Regions from separate parts of the Homo sapiens genome. Here region 2 is linked to region 1. The links are chromatin contacts, found by Hi-C in ENCODE. All regions are on one chromosome and are shown on one strand. Each heading gives the region's core, a stretch centred on a gene start or an enhancer-like site at or near the end of the contact. The rest is flanking DNA. Distances are from core to core; before and after follow the strand shown. Region 1 overlaps DHRSX (dehydrogenase/reductase X-linked). Region 2 holds the start of LINC03112 (long intergenic non-protein coding RNA 3112).

The links. Hi-C counts contacts between places; a loop is a spot of excess contacts on that map. Pooled maps may share reads with other maps.
Region 2: a pooled map shows a loop between it and region 1 (4-fold over the local background). The contact joins the promoter of LINC03112 here to the enhancer-like site in region 1. A Hi-C loop is called at or near these places in 3 of 37 single-sample maps with no recorded cell type and 2 of 50 pooled maps.

The regions. Positions count from the first base shown.
Region 1 is chrX:2,228,729-2,234,996 of GRCh38, reverse strand. The region is part of intron 6 of DHRSX (dehydrogenase/reductase X-linked); the gene reads left to right. Among named protein-coding and RNA genes, the nearest start is that of DHRSX, 270 kb to the left of the region's middle. Within about 2 kb of position 1,521, at least 2 of the 41 ENCODE cell types and tissues checked have a DNase peak (open chromatin) inside an H3K27ac peak, as active enhancers do.
Region 2 is chrX:2,604,304-2,610,541 of GRCh38, reverse strand. LINC03112 (long intergenic non-protein coding RNA 3112) reads left to right here and starts at 1,375. Exons shown (of 2, transcript XR_001755779.3): 1 at 1,375-1,436. MIR6089 (microRNA 6089) reads right to left here and starts at 1,351; the gene lies at 1,288-1,351. It also overlaps the pseudogene CD99P1. RefSeq lists an enhancer at 1,480-2,004.

The DNA.
Region 1 (6,268 bases), core at 272-2,771:
GATCATGCCTGTAATCCCAGCACTTTGGGAGGCTGAGGCGGGTGGATCACCTGAGGTCATGAGTTCAAGACCAGCCTGACCAATATGGTGAAACCCCGTCTCTACTAAAAATACAAAAATTAGCTCAGCATGGTGGCACACGCCTGTAGTCCCAGCTACTCGGGAAGCTGAGGCAGGAGAATCGCTTGAACATGGGAGGTAGAGACTGCAGTAAGCCGGGATCGTGCCACTGCACTCCAGCCTGGGCAACAGAGTGAGACTCCGTCTCAAAAAATAAAAAGTAAAATAATAAAATAAAAAGTGGAAACGTGCAGTGTTTGTCCATGTCACTGCAAAAGACATGATTTCATTCTTTGATATGACTGCATAATATTCCATGGTGTGTATATACTATACTGTACTTTCTTTATATTAGCCAGTCCTCTGCTGACAGACACTTAGGTTGATTGCATATCTTTGCTGTTCTGAATACTACTGCAAAAAACCTAAAACAGCTGTGTGCGTGGATCAGGGCTCTGTGCCTGGAAGGCAGGGAAGGAGGTACTGAATGTGTGTGTGTGGGTCTAGCTGTGTGCATGGATCTGGGCTGTGTGCATGGATCAGGGCTGTGTGCATGGATGAAGGCAGGGAGGGAAATATTGAATGCATGTGCATGGATCAGGGCTGTGTGCATGGGTGAAGGCAGGGAGGGAGATATTGAATGCACATGCATGGAGCCAGCTGTGTGCGTGGATCAGGGCTGTGTGCATGGATGCAGGCAGGGAGGCAGCTGCAGAATGCATGTGTATGGAGCCAGCTGTGTGCATGGATCAGGGCTGTGTGCATGGGTGAAGGCAGGGAGGGAGATATTGAATGCATGTGCATGGATCCAGCTGTGTGCATGGATCAGGGCTCATGATAGCAAAGCAGAGAAAGAAGGGAGATGACGAGGGAGGGGTCCCTGGAAGAATCAGGCAGTGGCTATTTCCTGCAACAGCTCCCTTCTCCTCTCCTTCCCTGCTATGCCTCTCATTTTTCTAATTTGTTAATTCTGGATAATAATATCACATAAGAGTGTTGTGAACATTGCCGACAGAATATATGGGAAACCATTTTCTCCACTGTAAAGCTCTGTGTAATTATGTAATTATGAGCCATTCATTCCTCTCTCTGACTATATTGCTTGTGGCTCTATTTAGTACACTTGAAACTCTATCTTCTATTTTGTGTGTGTTTCATCTTTTTTTTTTCCTGCACTTGTGCCTCACCATCCACCCACTGCCCATGTCTATTGGAAGCTCCTGGGCAGCAGGGGTTATTTCTGAAATTCTCTTCCTTTGCCCCAAGAGCTGGCAAAATACGGGTGAGCATTTAATAAACATTCATTGGACTGAATGAAGTTGAAATGGTTTCTGTAGCTTGCAGCTCCAACACTCTCCAGGACTCAAGAGTGGCTTGATGCAGATTTTACCATAAATGGTGCTGCACCGTCTCCCCAGCGCCCCCCAGCCGGGCGTCTGGAACTTCAAAGATGCTCTTGTGTCTGTTAAAAGGGAACACACTGCGTTCTTGGATTTGGGTTCACATTTATACATCTTCTGTCCTCTTGCCAGTCTCTAAAGATTGTCATTTAAAAAAAAAAAAAAGCTGTAGATAAAACAGGATGTGTTATTTAAGCCACAGGGAGCATGATTTACAGGACCGTCTTGTGTATTCAGAAGACAACTTTCATTTCCCTGCACAAGGCGTCACCAAGCAAGCCCACTTCATCATTCCGAGAATGTGTGGAAGACAGCGTCTGTCAGCCACAGCTGCACAGCGGCAGATAATGAAATTCTGCCGCGAAGCCACAGTTCCTTGCTCTACACAGGAGGTCGGCCAGATAGGAAGTGTCTTAGTCTTCGTGGGCCACCTCTAGTCTCTTTGGCATATTTCTTTCTTTCTTTCTTTCTTTCTTTTTCTTAACAACACTTTAAGAGTATAAAACCATTCTTAGCTAGTAGCCTGTACAGAAACAGGTACAGGCTGAATTTTGCCCATGGTGTATAGTTTGCAGAGCTGCATAAGAAGCTAGAATGAGTGAGGTTCCCAGCGTGGTCTCTGAGACCAGCAGCCTCTGGGAGCTCGTTAGAAATGCAGATTCTTGGGTCGGGCACGATGGCTCATGCCTGTAATCTCAGCACTTTTGGAGGCTGACATGGGCGAATCATGAGGTCAGGAGTTCGAGACCAGCCTGGCCAACATGGTGAAATCCTGTCTCTACTAAAAATACAAAAAATTAGCTGGATGTAGTGGCAGGCACCTGTAATCCCAGCTACTCGGGAGGCTGAGGCAGGAGAATTGCTTGAACTTGGGAGGCGGAGGTTGCAGTGAGCCAAGATCATGCCACTGCACTCCAGCCCTGGCATCTCAAATAAATAAATAAATAATAAAAAATAAAAAAAAATGCTGATTCTTGGGCCTCCTAAGATCCACTGAGTTAGAAATACCAGGGGTGCAGTTGTTTTTACAAGCTCTCTGGCCCATTCTCTTGAGTGCTAAGCGTGAGGACCCCAGACCCCAGGACTGCAGGGGATTGAGCCCCAGCTTTGGGGCTGTGGACAAAAGAAGATAGTTCTCGGTAATTCCATATGAATGCTCTATATGAATCCTAAAGGAAGTTCTGTTGCTTTAGTTGTTGTTGTTTTCAAAACAAGTGGATACAAGTTCATTCAGGAATCCCCCAGCCTCACACAAGTGAACAAGAGTGATTTCGATTCAGAGGAAGACTTTTAGAAACAGAAGGGTGTAGTGTGAAGGTTGTCTAGTTTTTTTTTAGGAAAAGCTGGATTATACTGTAAATTGATAATAGAGGGGGCAGAGAGAGAGGAGGAGAAAGAGGAAGGGGAAGAGGAGGAAGGGAAGGGAGAGAGAGAAAAAGGAAGATGAGGAAAAGGAGAAAAAATAAAAGGAGGAAGACAGAGGGATAGAAAGAGAAAAAGGAGGAGAAGGAAGAAGGAGGAGAAGATGAAGGAGGAGGAAAAAGGGAGGAATAGAGAAAAGGAAAGAAGGGCAGAAAGAAAAGAGAAGGAGGAGAGAAGAGGAAGAGAAAGATAGAGGAAAAGAAGAAGATAAGAGAAAGAGGAGGAGGAGGAAGAAGTTGGAGAAGATGGAGGAGGAAGAAGAGGGAGAAAATGAGAAAGAGGAGAAAGAAAGGAAGAGGAAGGGAGAGAGAGGGATAGAGAGAAAAACAGGAGGAGGATAAGGCAGAAAGGAGGAAGAGGACGAGGTGGAGGAGGAAGAAGAGAAGATGGAGGAGAAAAAAAGAGGAATAGAGAGTGAAAAGGCAAGAAGAGAAAAGAGGAGAAAGAAAAAAAGAAGAAAAGGCAGAGAGAGAAGAGAAAGGGAGAAAGAGATGGGAAAGGAGAATAAGGGAAAAAAGAAAAAGGAGGATACGATGGAGGAGGAAGAAGAGAGAAAAAGGAAGAGGAAGGGATAGAAGAATAGGAGGAGGATAAGGGGGAAAGAGAAGGAGAAGGAAGAAATGAAAGAGGAGGAGGATAAGATGGGGGAGGAAGAGAAAGAGGAATAGAGAGAGAAAAAGAGAAAAAGGAAGAGGAAGCAAAGGAGGAAGGAGAAGGGTGTGAGAGAGAGGGAGGGAAAGAGGGAGGTTCTCTCAGGCTCAGAGGTGATGCCACCCAGATCAGTTTGAGGTACACATTGGAAATGCCACAGAAGTTACAGAACTGGGAAGGGCCGTTTTGTCCAAGGAGATGCCATCTCTCCTTTCCACAGGGTATGTCTGTGATGGACTCTCTGGTGGCTCTAACAGACTCCCCAGGAACAAAGACATCATAGGCTCTGAGGCTGCCACCCTAAAAAGAAGTGTCCTCTTTGGATGGGAAACTTCTTCCCTTGAGTGGATAAATGCCCTCCTTTGGTTTAGCCTTAAAAGCCAGCCAGCAGTCTCTGTGCTTTTGATTGAAGGTCTCTGTGCGAGACCTTCCAGTGACTCAAGCTAAGAGATGAGCCAAGATCATTCCTGGAGCCCGGCATTTCTTCCTGGTTTCAGAATGCCCAGACTCTCTGCCATTGAGACCGTTCAATTTTGTATTAGTCGCAGTTCTCAAGAAAAACAGGACCAATAGGATCTATGCATAGAGAAAGATTTAGTTTAATTGACTCTTGGGATTGTAGGGGCGGGCAAGTCCAAAATTGGTAGGCTGGCTGGCAGGCTGGAGACCTGGCCAAGATTTGACATTGCAGCCTTGAGCCTAAAATCTGCAGGGCAGGCTGGACACTCAGGCAGGATTGCCCTGTCACAGTCTGGAGTGGAATTCCTTTTCTAGTAAGTGTCAGTGTTTGCTGTGAAGGCCTTCTCCTGATGAGGTGAGGCCCACCCACATTGTGAAGCGTCCTCTCCTTCGCTTAAATGCAACTGATTTGTAAATGTTAATGATATCCACAAACTACCCAGTCTGGTGCTTGACCAAATGTCTGGGCACCATAGCCCAGCCAATTGATACGTGAACTCAATCATCACAGAGCCCACTTAAGACCTGTGTTACCTGACATTAAACAGCACAAGCCATCTCCTCTCTGTTGTCTGTCAGGTGAGTGTTTATTCCTGGTAAGAGCAGGTTTGTGTGTGTGTCTTACGAGATTGTAGTTAAAGGAAGGTTTTCTTAATCCTCTCTGCTTCAGGTGGTCACTGAGGCCATGAAACATCCCTAGAAGTTTAGCACAACCCACAGCTCTCATTGGGGAGTTGAGAGCACGTGTGTGCACGTACACATGTGCACACTCATGCACACATACATGCACACATGTACAAATACACACATATAGATGCAAACACATGCGCGCACCTGCACCCCTCCCACACATGCATAGTATGTGCACACATGCTCACGTGCATAAATGCACACACACCTTCACATGCATAGACACACATGCACATATACACGTGCAAACCCATGCACACAGACATGCGTATATCCACACATCTGTGCCCACATGCATGTGTGCACATATGCATGAGCAAACACACATGCACACATTTATGCAAATGTATATTCCTATCGACACATGCACATATTCACATGTGCATTCATGCACATGCATGTACGTACATGTACTCACACATATCCATATACATACAGACATGCACATACACTCATACAATACACATCCCTCAAGTACACATTCACATGCATGCATACATATACACATGTGCAAACACACGCAGGCCCATACCCGCACATCTGCGCCCCCACACACATGCATGCACATATATTTATCCAAACACATGCATGAATACACACACGTACCCATTAACGTGTGCATTCATGCACGTGCACATACATATACATATACATACAGACATGCACATACAATCATACAATACACATCTACCCACAAGTACACACACATCCACATAAATGCGTACCTATGCATATCTGTGCACACACACACATGCACACATTATGTCACCCTATGATTTGCGTGTGAGTCAGCATCCCAGAAAACATCCAGCCCCGAAACCTATTTTCCAGAACATTCCAGAAGGAGCAAGCAGCAGGTACAGAGAGGCAAGAGGCAGGGGACATCGTGGCAGAAGCAGCAGGATCCCTGGGTGGCTGGAGCAGAGGTATGGAGAGGAAGTGTTGCCTTTGTAGAATGTTCAGAACATTCTTCCAGGAAGGCAGCTGAGCCTGGGCAGAAGTCTCTGAATTTCTCTTTGACCACAGCATTACTCCGTCCCCTCTTCCACAACTTTGGGGCGTGGAAACTCTCCTTGGGAAGCTCAGCTAGGAGTCTCTTTACTTGCCAGCCACTTCCCTGAGTGTGAGTTTCTGCCCTAAGATGTGGACGGTGCTAAAATAAATACATGTGCCCTCAGATCTCTCTCAGCACAACTCAAGGATCTACTAACAGCGTCTGCATTCAAATAGCAACATTTCCAGAAGGCGAACGAGCCTCTGCGTGCCTTGCAGAGAGCTGAGCGTTTGCCGCCCAAGCCCTGCTAGCCTCCTCCCTAGGAGACATCCCGGGTGATGCCATTCCTGCTGCCCTCTGCTCCTGGCAGTGGAGCGTTAGGTAGTTTCCTTGCAGACAGCACAGGGGATCCGTCCCAAGGACAAAGGGAAGCCCTGTGTGTGTCTCTTCTGCAAAGCCCAGCATGTCTAATACAAGTTAAGTGTGGAGTTCAGAGGGAACAGCTTTCTGAAGCTCTTTGAAGAGTCACAGGCAAATATCTCTGTGTGCCCTGGGTGCTATCTGGAGAACAGGAGCTCTAACAAAAAGGAAA
Region 2 (6,238 bases), core at 126-2,625, 380 kb before region 1:
AGAGAGACGAGAGAGAAAAGGAGAGAAAGAAGAGGGGGAGAGAGAGAAGAGGGGGAGAGAGAGAAAAGGGGAGAGAGGAGAGAGGTGAGAGAGAGGCGAGAGAAAGAGGAAAGAGGGGAGAGAGAGGGAGAGAGGAGAGTGAGGAGAGAGAAAAGCGAGAGAAAGAAGAGAGAGAAGAGAGAGAGGGAACAGGAGAGAAGAGAGAGAGAGGAGAGGAGAGAGAGAGGAAGAGGGAGAGAAGAGGAGAGAGAGAAAGGAAAGAGAAGAGAGGAGAGACAGAAAGAGAAGAGAGACTGCAGTATCCATAAGATCCATAAGAACGTCACCAGGGTTGGGGGGGAATCGGATGCCACCTCTTCCCCAGGTTCCCCTAAATTTAAGAGTTTGCGATTCTGCAAACTGTAGAAGGAAAATTAAAACTTGGAACCCCAGTTCACTCTGCCAAAATAATTAATAATAATAATAATAAAGCTGGAAGCTGAGTCAGGCAGGAAGCTGTCTTTCCTTCTGTTCCCAAGCAGACAGTGCAATAACTCTCTGTTGACCTTATCTTAGTAAAGTGCCAATTTAGTGAGCGCAAGACAAATACATAATTGACTATTCTACCTGCTGCTTTTCTTTTGCAACAGGTGAATTCGGTAAAATGAGCCTTCCTCCTTCTTTCCCCTCCAGCGTGCTTTCCCCCTTTAAATACCGAAGCTCTCAATAGTATCTTTGGAGAAAGGCATAGACCCGTCTCCCGGGCTCCTTCCTGATCTTCGCCGAATCAACTCAAAAGGATTGGGACTTGTCCCAGATACTTTTTGGTTTACGAAAGAAACGCTGGCTTTTTCCTCTGAAACGGCTCCCACCTGGCCCCAGGAAGAGCGCTGGGGAGAAAGTGGGCGCCTCCTCCGGACCTGGGTCCCCGTGGGCACAGCGCGTCCCGCCGGGCACGGAAGAGGGGCCGGGTGTCCCCGCGGGGCGCCCCGCCCCTGCACCCCACATCCCCAGGCGGATCCCCAGGCCCAGCCCGCGCCACCCCCCGCGTCCTCCCACCCGGATCCCGCCGCTCGCTCACCGGGGCGGCCACCAGACGGCGGAGCAGGCCGAGGAGCCGCAGCGCCAGCACGGCCCCGCGCGCCACGGCGCGCCCAAGGCGAGCAGAGATCGTCCGCGAGTGCAGCGCGCGGGCGAAGGCGGCGGGACGGAACCTCCCCCACGGGCCGGGTGGGGCGGAGCCCGCGGAGGACTCGAAGGGGTTGGGTGAGGGGAGCAGCCCTGCAAACTCAGCCCAGGCTGCGCCTGCCCCGCCCCGCCCCACCCCGGCCTCCACTGGCGCACGGAAGGGGAGGGAACGCCGGGCCCGGGGAGGGGACAGAGGAGGGGGCGGGCGGAGGTGGCTCGGGCCGCGCCGAGGGGACCACGGGACGCCCTCCTTCCCTTCTCAGGAAACTGTGAGTGCCCCCCGCCCACAAGCCCGTCGCCAGGATGCCGCCAACTAGAGCAAAGTGAAACCCCCAACATTCTCGGGAAAGTGCGGGTCCCTCCCTCTCTACAGCCCCTTAAATGCACGCCCCAGGGCGGCCCCTACCTGGAGCCAAGAGAAACCGCTGCCCTTCTTGGAGAGGTGTGGGCCTCTCCGCGCCCGCCCTTGCTGTCCCCTCTCTGTTCCTAACAGGCACCCCCCCCAGGCAGCCCCAACGGGGAGGAAATGAAACTCTTCCTGCTCCTCTGCTCGGAAAACTATGGGGCCCCCTTCCAGCTGCTCACGGGGCGCTCAGGGCGATCCCCAAGGGGTGCAAAGTGCAATCCCCTCCCTGCTTAGAAAGGCGTAGGCCTTGACAGGCAGCCACGGCCCCTGGTCCTTTCTGGAGCGTCCGAGCTGGGGGCGCTCAGTGGTGAAAGATGGCGGGGGTGGGGGGCTTTGAGACACACTGCGGATACCCGCTCTGCGCGGGACCAAGGACGTTCTGCCGCAAGCTCAGAGACAGGGTTGGGAGTGAGGACTTGTGGTCGTGGTTTGGGGTTGGGGGTAAGACCCCTATCTGGGTCGCCTGGCTGAGTCCTGGTCCTTGGCGACTCACCCCAGCAGGCTGCGTCAGGGGCCCTTCGGTAACACTGGTCTTGTGCTGTCTCAGGCCTGCGGGTGACTCCGTCTCTCCCCAGGCCACCTGTGCCCCTGGATCAGACACAGGCAAGGCCAGAGGGGCTGGCCCCGCACCCTGGGGCCCACCTCAGGGGTTTGAGGAATGCAGCAGTCTAACTATGCACTCCACTCCTGGAGGCAGAATCATTTTTCTTTTTTCTTTCTTTTTTTTTTTTTTTTGGTCTTTGCTTCATCCTGAACCTGCCTGGGATAATGACGTGATGGCTGGAGTCCCAGCAGCCAGTTCGAAGCAGGAAGTCTCCTACAGGATAGAAGTTGTCTGTGTGTTGTTTGTTTGTTTATTTGTTTGTTTTGAGATGGAGTCTTGCTCTGTGGCCCAGGCTGGAGTGCAGTGGCACAATCTTGGCTCACTGCAACCTCCGCCTCCCGGGTTCAAGTGATTCTCCTGCCTCAGCCTCCCCAGTACCTGGGATTACAGGCATGCACCACCATGCCAGGCTACTTTTTGTATTTTTAGTAAAGACAGGGTTTCACCTTGTTGGCCAGGCTGGTCTCGAACTCCTGACCTCATGATCCGCCCACCTCGGCCTCCCAAAGTGCTGGGATTACAGGCATGAGCCACCGCACCCGGCCAGAAGTTGTATTCTAAGCATGGCAGAACACGTTGAGCAAAGGTATCAGGGTGGCTGATGATACAGCAGGACGGCTGTGCCAGCCCGACTCACATTCCCAACTTCTTTTACAGGACAAAGGAGTACATTTTTATCTTACCATTTGCTAAAGTTAGGTTTCTATCAGCTTTCTTTAAATCACTTTTATTTCTGGTTTTCATTACCAAGGTCTGAGCCCAACTTAGAGACCTCCCGTGAGGTTCTTGTGGGCAACCAAAGCACTTAAGAGGTGTCAGAGCATCACACACCATGTCTGCTGCACAGACGATCAAATGAAGCTTTTGAAGTCAGTGGATGATGGGTGGATAGATGGGTCTGGGGGTAGGAAGTGGTGGATGGATGAATGAATGGACAGACAGCCATCTGGATGCGTGAATGGATGGATCACTTGCTGGAAGGATGGATAAAGAGATAGATGGCTGGATGAATGAATAAATGGGTGGATGGATGGAAAGATGAGTGGATGATTGGATGGATAGATAGTTGGGTGGATGGATGAATGGATGGATACATAGATGAATAAATGGATGAATGGATGGGTGGGTGGAGGAATGGATAAATGGACAGATGAATAAATGGATGGATGAAAGGGGGGATAGACGGATTGATCTATGGATAGATGGACAGATAGATAAGTGGGTGGATGGGTGGGTGGATGGATGGTTGGAAGGATAGGTGGATGGACAGATTACTGGGTGGCTGGAGGGGTAGAGAGAGATGGGTGGGTGGGTGGATGGATGGATAGATGGGTGGACAGATTACTGGCTGGCTGGATGGATGGGTAGAGATAGATGAGTGGGTGGATGGATGGATGGATGGATGGACGAATGGATGGATGGATAGATAAGTGGACAGACGGATAGATAGCTGGATAGATGGGTGGGTAGAAGAAGAATAGATGGATGAGTGGATGGATGAGTGAATAGATGGATTGATGGACAAACAAGTAAATTTTTACCTGACATTTTTGTATTGTGTAACTTTCTGTGTGTTCATTCATTGGGAAACAATTGTGATACATGGATATTGGACTTATTAGCTCACGTCTGCTGATAAGAAAACAACACAGGGCCATAGAGTTCATTAGCAGTGGACTGGGATCAAAACGAAGGGCTCTTTGATTTTGAGTTCAGGCCATTTGGACCACTTTGCCTTGTGACTGCCCCCAAATCACTGGAATTTTCCTCGGGGTTCACAGCGCCCAAAGGTAAACAGTATTTGGTAGCCTAGAGTTCATACATTGGAAATTTCATGGTCTGTGCCCCCTCAGTGGTGCAAAGCATTTTTACAGCAATAATTAATTTGGCAATAACTTAGTGTGTGAGCCTGTGTATGCGTCTTTTCAGCTGGCTAGTACAGTACCAGTGATGCCATGTTTGCACACTAAATACCAGCCAGAGACATGCAAGAAAAGAAGGGCAGGCCAGGCACAGTGGCTCATGCCTGTAATCCCAGTACTTTGGGAGGCCGAGGTGGGTGGATCACCTGAGGTCAGGAGTTCGAGACCAGCCTGGCCAACATGGTGAAGCCCCATCTCTACTAAAAATGCAAAAATTAGCTGGGCATGGCAGTGAGTGCCTGTAATCCCAGCTACTCTGGAGGCTGAGGCAGGAGAATCACTTGAACCTGGGAGGCGGATGTTGCGGTGAGCTCAGATCACACTACTACACTCCAGCCTGGGCGACAGAGCAAGATTACATCTCAAAAAAAAAAAAAAAGAAGAAGAAGAAGAGGGGCACAGCCTACCAGATCTGCTGAGACACATGTTTTTTATCTGAACTTTTGGGGGTCAACTCAAAATCCAATCAACAGATGACAATGACATCCTAAAAACTGTTCCCAGATCAGACAGTAAAATTTCACAGATTCTGTCTTTGAGTCATGGGGATTTACGTCTCTGTAGATTCAGGAGAAACATCTCATGCATACAGTTCCAGAGAGTCAGGGACCAGCCTCTTCTGTAAAGAGGGAAACAAAATGAAATTGCGCATTGGCATGGACCGGACGCAAGAAGACATCACTGATTTAAGCTCCTTTACAAACTCTATCCTAGGAAGCACTTTCCTTCTTCACTTTCAGCAGTCAAGCCTCTCCAATGTCATTGCGTCTAAACCTGTTGACATGATGGGGCTGTGGTTCACCTGGAAGATGGGCTCTATTCCTGACCATTCTGAAGGCAAAGAACTTGAAATAAGTTCAAATTCAAGTTGCAGCACATCCACGGAGCAGCTGGAAGTGCTGCCTGTGGCCTGTCGTAATGGCAGGGTAGCAGTGAGAGAGAAATATATTTCCTCACCCATCATTGGGTTCATGACTAAGGCCCCTAGAACAAAAGACAATAGCAAGAGAAAAGCAGGCCCATGTATTTAGGTTTTACGTGACACAGAAGCCATCATAAAGAAAGAAACAGGAAAATCTGAGTATTTTTACGCTTAGGTTTTCTGGTTTTTTGTTTGTTTGTTTGTTTGTTTTTGAGACGGAATCTCACTCTGTCACCCAGGCTGGAGTGCAGTGACGGGATCTCAGCTCATTGCAACCTCCACCTCCTGAGTTCAAGCGACTCTTACCATGTTGGCCAGGCTGGTTTCGAACTCCTGACCTCAGTTGATCCACCCACCTCGGCTCCCAAAGTGCTGGGATTACAGATGTGATATGCTTACTTTTAATGAAGAGTGGACAGTGATGGAGAAGTATGACTATTGGACAAAAACGTTACAGGAATGGGGTCCCAATCCAGACCGCAAGAGAGGGTTCTTGGATCTCAAGCAAGAAAGAATTCGGGGTGAGTCCATAGAGTAAAGTGAAAGCAAGTTTATTAGGAAACAAAAGGAATAAAGAATGGCTACTCCATAGAGCAGCCCCGAGGGCTCCTGGTTGCCCATTTTTATGGTTATTTCTTGATGATATGCTAAATGGGGGGTGGATTATTCATGCCTCCCCTTTTTAGACCATGTAGGGTAACTTCCTGACGTTGCCATGGCATCTGTAAACTGTCATGGTGCTGGTAGGAGTGTAGCAGTGAGGACGACCAGAGGTCACTGTTGTGGCCATCTTGGTTTTGGTGGGTTTTGGCTGGCTTCTTTACTGCAACCTGTTTTATCAGCAAGGTCTTTATCACCTGTATCTTGTACCAACCTCCTATCTCATCCTGTGACTTAGAATGCCTTAACCATCTGGGAATTCAGCCAAGTAGGTTTTAGCCTCATTTTACCCAGCTCCTATTCAAGATGGAGTGGCTCTGTTTTACATGCCTCTGGCAAAAGGATCTGATCTAATGAGAATAAACTGCGGGAACTTAGCAGGGCCTGTTTGTTCAGATTCTTCTGTGTCCCTGCATGTTCAGAGTTAAGGATATTCTCTTCCTCCTGGTATAGGGAGGGCGCCTCTGGAATGAGGGTCCCCTGACCTGCTTCAGGGTAAGGTCAGAGAGTCCTTCCGAGGTTTTATGGCCTATGCTAAAGAAGAACCATGAGGGTAA